2 separate regions of the Homo sapiens genome follow, and region 1 is linked to region 2. The links are chromatin contacts, found by POLR2A ChIA-PET in ENCODE. All regions are on one chromosome and are shown on one strand. Each heading gives the region's core, a stretch centred on a gene start or an enhancer-like site at or near the end of the contact. The rest is flanking DNA. Distances are from core to core; before and after follow the strand shown. Region 1 holds the start of GLA (galactosidase alpha). Region 2 has its middle 110 kb from the start of TBL1X.

Region 1 (4,771 bases), core at 1,217-3,716, about 92 Mb before region 2:
AGTGCTATGCAGTTCACAAACTAATACACTACCAGAAGAGTGATAATTGATATAAACTATTTCCTTTTTGATAAACCCCACTATATCCTGAAAGCAATTTGATAATATGTATCACGCCTTTTGACAGCAAATACATTTCAGTTATGTGCCCTAAGGAGATGATCTGAAATTCAGACAGATTTATGGAGCTATATATTCTTTGAAAAGTACTTTATTAAGAAAACGAATATTATGCATTTAATTTTAAAAGTTACAAAAATATTTAATAACATGAGAAATTACTTATGCTATAATTGTAAGTGACCCAAGAGCACAACTGCTTTACAATATCAACTGTGTACAAAATACATGTTCCCATACCCTTTGACACTGCTAGAATCCTTCCAGGAATCTAGTCAACAGAAATACTTACAAATGTTCCTTGCAGCACTGTTAGTAATGGCAGAAAATTGGAAACCTAAATAGCCATCATTAGAGGAATGGCTGAATGAATTATACTTTATCCTTAAACTGGAATGCAATGCAGCCATTTAAAAAAAATCTATCTGCCTTGACCCAGAAAGATCTCCAAAATACATTAAATAAAAGAATATACATAGTATGATCCTACTTATAGTAAAAGATTGGCATGCATGTATATACGTATGTAAATAAATAAAAGATCTGGAAGCAAACTTGTTTTTGAGAGAACTGAAGGGTGGGGGGGTGAAGTGGGCTTTTCGCTTTTTACCCTATATACTTCTATACAGTTTTAATTCTTTACATTTGCTGTACTGGGATTTTTTCTTTTTAAGTTAGAAAGAACATATTAGTGGTTACTCTGAGTGGGAGGTTTATGGATTTTCCATGTTATTTTTCCAATTTTTTTATGCAGCCTTAAATTTCTACAGAAATAATTACTTTTACTTCAGCAAAAAAAGTAACATAAAACAAATTAAAATGTTTGCATTTCTGGGATTTGGTATAGGAAATTTTATAAAATTTTCTAATTTTGTATGTGGATGGTTTATCTGAAATGGTCTGGGAGCACTGGGCCTCTTGGAAACAAAGTACAAAGTGTAATAACGGCCATAAAACTACACTGAGGAAACGATTTAACAAACATTTACTGATTGCCGATTATGTGCCTAGCACACTGCATCTGCAGTGATAACAGTTTTCCTATTAACCATCCTAAGGTCTCAGTGACAGATTTACAAGCTGTTTTTTTATTTCATTTTGCAGGATTTTTTTTTTTTTTTTTGCTTGCCTTATCCCTGGGATAACCCGTCCCATTTAATTCCCTGCACCGCTCTATTCCTTAAGAGCCCTTCTGTAGGGGCAGAGAGGTTCTACTTCATTACTGCGTCTCCTGGGAAGGCCATCAGGACTGCTGGCTAAAGTGGGAACCAGGACTCTTTGTGAGTTAAGAATTTGTGTATTTATATGTGTGTTATACACATTTTTTAAAAAACTGTAACGACATCAGGTTGAGCAGTCGTCTCCGGGTGGTGAATTATGTGTATTTTTAAATTTTATACTATATTGTTATTTTTCAAATGTTCGAAATTGAATATGTAGATTGTTGTTATCAGCAGAAAAATAAACATTATTCAAATACTCTATTCAGTAAAGTAATTTATTGGGCGCCTTTGTCAAGCACGCATTTGCCTAGATGTGACTCTACAGATAAAATTCACTTGGGGCCTCCCCTTACAGACAATCAGGCAGTGGAGACTGAGTGCCTGAATGGATAGACCAGCACTCAGACCACTATTTTCAGTATCTGTTTTTCTTAACTCAGGGCCGTGGTTTTCAAACGTTTTTCGCCTTACGGTCACCCTTAGGGGTCCCCCGAGACCGGCCCAGACAGACAGATATACAAAAACACATACACAGTCATGAGCGTCCACCATTTCCCCACCAGGCGCAGCACAGGCGGCTTCCCGGCACTGAGATGGGGGGGAGGAGGGAGAGAGCGCGAGGGGGGAGGGGAAAGCAGAGAACGAAAGAGGCGGAGGCGGCCCCCGAACCCCGCTCTGGTCTTCATCATCACCACCCCTGGGTCCCCAGTTCCCACCCACACACCAACCTCTAACGATACCGGGTAATTTTCCTCCTTCTTCCCTCAAACGGCTATAGCGAGACGGTAGACGACGACCAGAACTACTTCTGCTCACGTAAGCGAGTAATCACGTGAGCGCCTACGTCATGTGAGATCTCGGTCACGTGAGCAACTCTCGGCTTAAACTCGGGATCACTAAGGTGCCGCACTTCCTTCTGGTATGGAAATAGGGCGGGTCAATATCAAGAAAGGAAGAGGGTGATTGGTTAGCGGAACGTCTTACGTGACTGATTATTGGTCTACCTCTGGGGATAACCGTCCCAGTTGCCAGAGAAACAATAACGTCATTATTTAATAAGTCATCGGTGATTGGTCCGCCCCTGAGGTTAATCTTAAAAGCCCAGGTTACCCGCGGAAATTTATGCTGTCCGGTCACCGTGACAATGCAGCTGAGGAACCCAGAACTACATCTGGGCTGCGCGCTTGCGCTTCGCTTCCTGGCCCTCGTTTCCTGGGACATCCCTGGGGCTAGAGCACTGGACAATGGATTGGCAAGGACGCCTACCATGGGCTGGCTGCACTGGGAGCGCTTCATGTGCAACCTTGACTGCCAGGAAGAGCCAGATTCCTGCATCAGGTATCAGATATTGGGTACTCCCTTCCCTTTGCTTTTCCATGTGTTTGGGTGTGTTTGGGGAACTGGAGAGTCTCAACGGGAACAGTTGAGCCCGAGGGAGAGCTCCCCCACCCGACTCTGCTGCTGCTTTTTTATCCCCAGCAAACTGTCCCGAATCAGGACTAGCCCTAAACTTTCTCTGTGTGACCTTTCCTGGGATGGGAGTCCGGCCAGCGGCCCCTGTTTCTTTCTCTCTCTCTCTCTCTCTCGTTCTCCTTCTCTTTCTCTTTCTCTTCTTTCCTCTCTCTTTCTCTCTCTCCCTGCCCGGTTCTCTTTTTTCACTGCTCCTTGCAGAGCAGGGCCACCCCATAGGCAGTGTGCCCAAAGTAGCCCTGCCCGGTTCTATTCAGACCCTTCTTGTGAACTTCTGCTCTTCCTCTGCCGGGTGCTAACCGTTAGAACATCTAGGGTGGGTAGGAGGAATGGGGAACTAAGATTCGTGCCATTTTTTCTCCTTTTGGGGTCGTGGATTTCTCGGCAGTATCTCGAGGGAGTTAGAGAGACCATAAGGTCGCTGAGATCTCTCCCACCTCGCCCATGAGCGTGGCATCAGGCTGGAAGGTTGACATGGAGGAACTTTATACATTTACACCTTTGCGTGAGGGTTGAGGCTGGATTAGATAGGTATTGAACATATCTGACCCTCACAATCCTTATCTGTAAATTGGGATTACAACCTTTTAATTTCAGGGAGCTGACAAAAAAAATCTGAAAAATAGTTCTTATCTCACACAGGTGAGTTTTCAAGGAGATAACCTATTTAAAGTACATAGCACAGCGCTTGACCATTCAACTGCGCTTACAGAGCAAATGTTCAATGGGAAAATGAATGTAAATCTACAAATCTGAATGAATATGTGTATTTTTCTGGAGAGAGGATATTTACCTTTCTTCAAATTCTCAAAGGGCTCTGTGATTTAAAAAAGGTTAGGAATCACTGATAGATGTTGGTAAAAGGTGGCAGTCACAGTACATTTCTGTGTCCATAAGTTATTCCTATGAATATCTTTATAGATAAAGTCAGGATGTTGGTCAGACATCACAGAAGAAATTGGCCTTGTAAGTTTCATGTGACCCTGTGGTACAGTATGTGTGGCAATTTTGCCCATCACGGATTTTTTTTTATTGGTATTTGCATCTGATTATAAAACTAATGCATGATCATTGCAAAAAATGTAGATAAAGAAGAGCAAAATGAAAATAAAGATTTCCCCCCACCGTTCCACCACCCAGAAATAATCATGGTTTAAATGTTAATATACAACCTTACAATTGTTTTCTATATAAATGAAAACATAGATTTCTTTATTTCATTATTTTCCATAAAAAATGGATCATGTTTATGTCATGTTTGGCTAATGGCAAGACCCTGGCACCCAGTCTGGGCTCAAATTCTGCCTCATTGTTACTTAGCCCTGTGACATTGGGTAAATTACACTTTTTTTTTTTTTTTTTTTTTGAGACGGGGTCTCGCTCTGTCGCCCAGGCTGGAGTGCAGTGGCACGATCTCGGCTCACTGCAAGCTCCGCCTCCTGGGTTCACGCCATTCTTCTGCCTCAGCCTCCCGAGTAGCTGGGACTACAGGCGCCTGCCACCACGCCTGGCTCTTTTTTTTTTTTTTTTTTTTTTTAGTACAGACGGGGTTTCACCATGTTAGCCAGGGTGGTCTCAATCTCCTGACCTCGTGATTCGCCCGCCTCAGCCTCCCAAAGTGCTGGTGTGAGCCACCGTGCCCAGCCTTACTTTTTTTTTTGAGAGGGGGTCTCACTCTGTCACCCAGGTTGGAGTGCAGTGGCGCGATCTCTGCTCAGTGCAAACTCCACCTCCCGGGTTTAAGCAGTTCTCCTGTCGTAGTCTCCTGAGTAGCTGGGATTACAGGCACACCACCACGGCCAGCTAATTTTTGTATTTTCAGTAGAGACGGGTTTCACCATGTTGCCCAAGCTGGTCTCGAACTCCTGGCCTCAAGTGATCTGCCCGCCTTGGCCTCCCAGAGTGCTGGGATTACAGGTGTGAGCCACCGCACCCGGCCTCTTTTTTCTTTTTTAGTC
Region 2 (4,807 bases), core at 1,198-3,697:
ATTTGTAAACTTCTTCCTTTGCTTTGTGAATGCTCTGGCTGTTTGTAAATTCCTCTCACTGACTGCAGATCCTTTTACAAAGCCACCCACTCAATGGTAGGATCCCTGTCTCTCTTCTCTCAATGCTAGCATAGAGCTTCGCCACATAAGTGGTTATTCAATTAAATAAAACTTGAAAACCTACAGGAGCAATACCATTAATTAGAAGGCGCTTACTTTATTCCAAAAAGAGTTATGCCAGACACACTCTGGTCTGCTTGCTAGAGTCTTCTTATTTCTTGAGCATACATCTTGTTGCTTTTGGAGGAGGATACGATAAGAATACTGAGTGGCTTAGCTTGATTTCGTAGTCCCTTTGAGTGAACTAGATCCCTAGACCTGGGTTCATGGAGCCTGTGGAGCTGAGGCCAGAAAGAGAAGCAAAGTTCCTCAGAGCCCAAGAACTGTTGACCTTAGGTCCTGTACAAGAGTCAGCAGGGCTGGAAATGCAGGCAGAATATTAGCTAGTATTGCACAGACACTTCTAATTGTTTTTTGTTTGTTTGTTTGGAGAACGAGACTCGCTCTGTCGCCCAGGCTGGAGTGTAGTGGTGCGAACTTGGCTCACTGCAACCTCTGCCTCCCGGGTTGAAGCTATTCTCCTGCCTTAGCCTCCGGAGGAGCTGGGATTACAGGCACCTGCCACCATGCCTGGCTAATTTTTGTATTTTTAGTAGAGACGGGATTTTGCCATGTTGGCCAGGCTGGTCTCGAACTCCTGACCTCAGGTGATCTGCCCGCCTAGGCCCCCCAAAGTGCTGGGATTATAGGCGTGAGCCATTGTGCCTGGCCCACACACTTCTATTTGTATGGTTCTCAACATGCAGGTATGTGTTTTGTAACCAAGCGTAGCCCCCTGTTGGACATCGATGGGTTAGTTGGTGTGACTGGGTCCTTTCTTTTTTCTTTTCTTTTCTTTCTTTCTTTCTTTTTCTTTTTTTTGAGATAGAGTCTCACTCTGTCACCCAGGCTGGAGTGCAGTGGCGCCATCTTGGCTCACTGCAACCTCTGTCTCCTGGGGTCAAGTGATTCTCCTGCCTCAACCTCCCAAGTAGCTGGGATTACAGGTGCGTGCCACCATGCCCGGCTAATTTTTGTATTTTTTAGTAGAGACAGGGTTTCACCATGTTGGCCAGGCTGGTCTCAAACTCCTGACCTCAAGTGATCCGGCCGCCTTGGCCTCTCAAAGTGCTGGGATTACAGGTGTGAGCCACTGTGCCAGGCCATGACTGGGTCCTTTCATGCTGCTCTTTCCATTTCTTTGCAGTCCTGGAAGCAGGCTACTTTGGGCAGCTGTCCTTGGCTGCTGCTCCCCTGCACCTTAGGATCCTTATGAAAAGCGACTCTATGCAAAGAGACACGCAGCTAATGCGTGCTGTAGGGTGAGTGGAGAGCCTGGGGGGCTGGGCTACAAAAACCTATGCAACCCAAGCCCGATCTGCCTGACCTTGAATTGGTTTACCACATGTCTCTCTCTTACCAGGCAAATCTCCAAGGAGTCTTTCACTTTGGACAGTACATCCCCAAATCAAAGACTGATTCATAAAAAGAACTGATGAAATGTTGCCTTTTGCTCAGGCACCCTATCACACATGTTTTTCCGGAGTCCCTTGCCATTTCTTCCTTGCTGACTCAGAGTAATGATGGAGAACAAAAAGCCAGGAGGATAGAAAAAAGGAAAGCTGCGCTATCCAGAGAGTCTGGGGAAAGAGCCAAGCTTTTCTCCCCAACCCGCATCTTTTTGGTTGTTGTTTCAAAGAACTTGCTTTGCCCCATTCAAGCTGCAGGGAAATCTCTTTTGCTAGAGGGTGCAATCAAAGCCGGTGGGGCATCTCCATGCAGTGTGTAGGTCACAAAATAGCTCTGAGGACATTGAAGGCCTGTGGGACGTTGCACAATGACATACTGGACCCGTTAGACACGCAGTGGGTTTCGCTTCCTGTACATTTCTCCGAAAAACCTGCCGAGTCATCGACAGTTATCACCACCTTGCAGAATTTACGAAAGCTTCTAAGCAGTCATCTGAATAGTTTCTTTTGCTTCTAGGGCTCCTTGTACTCCTGTAATTTAAAATTTGTTTAAATAATAAAACCAACACACAATCTGGGGCAAAATTAAAATTCCAGGGAAGGCAGGCCAGGTTTTGCTGGATGGGATCCTTCAAGAAATGTGCAGATAAAACAAGGACCAGCAGCTCCTTTTCCTGAGTCTCCTGAAGCGAACAAGTCATTGTTAGGTGCATGGCTTGATAAAGAGAAGTGACAAGAAGATGGTATTTTAGACACTGAGAAATGAAAGCAAGTGTGCGTCGTGTCTAATGCAAATTACTGCTGCCCCTAGAAAAGAAAGGTGTGTGTGACCATAACGAAAGGAATAAGTTTAAAAAAAATTTGCCAAGTTAGCAGATTTCTGTCTCAAGAATGTAACAAAAACCATTTTTTTATGTTGAGGATTTTTTAAAGTTAAAAACAAGTCATCTCCTAAGAAAAGATAAGAATGTGATTCCTGAGCTGAGGGTATTTGCATTTTGAATTTTTGTTCCTACCTTTCAAGTAGGAATTGTGCCAAGAAAGCATAAACACAGAGAAGGAAATGGGTGTTTGTATTTGTAATACCTGCCTCAGGAGAGGAGAGAAGCCAAGAAGAAAGGGTGTGTGATTAACTCCTGAGCGCACTTGGAACCCAATGCGGCCAGAGATGTGAGTTGTGGGCCAGCAGGTGGATCCCTGTGGCCGCAAAATTTTGCTGTGCGACTGCTTGCATCAGTGGTGTTGTGGACGCCTTTAGGCAAGGTGTGTCTGTGGCTTGCTGGTATTTCAGCCAAGGAATGTGTCAGAGTAAGTTCAGCAGCCACAACAAGAGAGGATGTGTAGTGTTTCTGGGAGGGGCTTGTGTTGTTCTCAATTTCCGGGTACAAGGCTGGGTGCAGTGGCTCACGCCTGTAATCCCAACACTTTGGGAGGCCGAGGCGGGCGGATCACCTGAAGTCAGGGGTTCGAGACCAGCCTGACCAACATGGAGAAACCCCATCTCTACTAAAAATACAAAATTAGCCAGGCGTGGTGGCGCATGCTTGTAATCCCAGCTCCTCGGGAGGCTGAGGCAGGAGAATCGCTTGAACGTGGGAGGTGGAGGTCACGGTGAGCCGAGATCGCGCCACTGCACTCTAGCCTGGGCAACAAGAGCGAAACTCTGTCTCAAAAAAAAAAAAAAAAAAAAAAACTCCGAGGACAGAGTGATGTTAGACCAGACAGTGGGTCTCAAACTGTGGGTGTGTTTCAGCCACCTGTGATGCGTGTTACAAAGGCAGTCACCTAAGATCTCACCCTGGAGCTGGGATCCATGGAGCTGGGCAGGTTGAGGTGGTTCCAAGTTCAGTACAGGTGGTTCAAGGTCCCTACTCTGAGAAACTGACATCAAATGAAAGAAGACAAGTTTAGCGTGACAGTCCTTTATCTTCACACCTCATAATTGGCAAGCCACACTGCTTAGCCACATTCAAAGTCACTGGCAAGTGATTTTATTTTATTTTCAAGCGTGGGACAACTTAATTTTGTGAAATGTATATTTTTTGGTCATAGCATAAGCTACCACTCCTCAGTTCTTTTTGGCTGTTTTACAAACCAGTCAGGAAATGTATGGCAAAAACAGCAAAAGGAAAGTCGATTTTAAAAATGTACGATGCATGTTTTCGTTGTATAGACATTAATAATGAAAACAAAAGGAAAATTTTGGCTCTCGAGAAAAATGGAAGTGCCTAAAACGTTAATTTTTTTTCTTTTTTTCCAAATACCCAGACGTCAAGGAGACTAAAATGTAAATTTTAACCTAAAAGTATGAATGTTTTGGGTAGCTGGTTATAGTATCATCCTTGTGATTTGGAAAACATTCTAATGTAACCTTTCCCTGATTATATAGAGATTAGCTAGTATTTTATGTGTAAGCAGGGCCAGCTTTGCTGCCTTGTGACAGTTCAGTCCCACATGGACTGGTTTAATGTTCTGCAACCTCCATATTGCAATGCCTCATCATGTTGTCTTTGAGTTTGTATTTTGAAAGCGACGGTCTGACAGGACAGTGGAGCATGAGCCCAGGGCTTGGAGGTGCCACCTCCCTGCCTCCCAGGATGGACTCTCTGTGCTCCACTTCCCTGCCCCCATCCAATGATGTGGCTACTCTCTGCCTTCTGGCAGGCGCGGAGAGGTTCAGGTCAGCAGGCATGTGCCCCACCTGCCAAGTCGTGGGTGGGACCCCGGGAGCCTGTGAGAGTCCACATTGGCCCTCCGAGTATCCCTATGCCCAAAGAGGTGCTGCATTAAGAGTAAAAAGCAAAAGCCAGGCGCAGGAGTGTGTGCCTCTAGTTCCAGCTACTTGGGAGGCTGAGGCGGGAGGATTGCTTGAGCCCAGGATGTCAAGCCTGCAGTGACCTATGATTGTGTCATTGTATTCTAGCCTGGGCCACAAAGCAAGAACCTGTCTCTAACAATAATAAGAATAAGTGAAAAAACACCATGACAGGTCCAGAACGACTGGGGAGGAGGGAAGGAAAAATCTTTCTTTTCTGCTTTTGAACAAAGGACCCCAAATTTACATTTTGCACTGCGCCCCACAAATCATGCAGCTGGTCCCATGTGTAAGTCATATATGAACACATCGCTCCACTGCAGGATAATGGATGCAGGTCCAAGAAAGGGGAAAAGGATGACTCATTCCCCCACAAACAATTCACAGGGAAAGCATTCAGATGGCCAATTGCTCACCTAACATA

The links. ChIA-PET counts read pairs that join two places held with the same protein, here RNA polymerase II (POLR2A).
Region 1: POLR2A ChIA-PET joins it to region 2 with 11 read pairs in T-cell. The contact joins the promoter of GLA here to the enhancer-like site in region 2. POLR2A ChIA-PET finds 5 or more read pairs at or near these places in 2 of 52 experiments (CD8-positive, alpha-beta T cell and T-cell).

Annotation. Positions count from the first base shown.
Region 1 is chrX:101,405,620-101,410,390 of GRCh38, reverse strand. It overlaps GLA (galactosidase alpha), which reads left to right and starts at 2,466. Exons shown (of 7, transcript NM_000169.3): 1 at 2,466-2,681. The coding sequence starts at 2,488. All of the region lies in intron 3 of RPL36A-HNRNPH2 (RPL36A-HNRNPH2 readthrough), which reads right to left. It overlaps HNRNPH2 (heterogeneous nuclear ribonucleoprotein H2), which reads right to left and starts at 2,169. Exons shown (of 2, transcript NM_019597.5): 1 at 2,072-2,169.
Region 2 is chrX:9,349,996-9,354,802 of GRCh38, reverse strand. No RefSeq gene overlaps it. Among named protein-coding and RNA genes, the nearest start is that of TBL1X, 110 kb to the left of the region's middle. RefSeq lists enhancers at 1,902-2,011, 2,032-2,091, 1,170-2,369. Within about 2 kb of position 2,447, at least 13 of the 41 ENCODE cell types and tissues checked have a DNase peak (open chromatin) inside an H3K27ac peak, as active enhancers do; they include CD8-positive, alpha-beta T cell, where a contact is called at or near this core.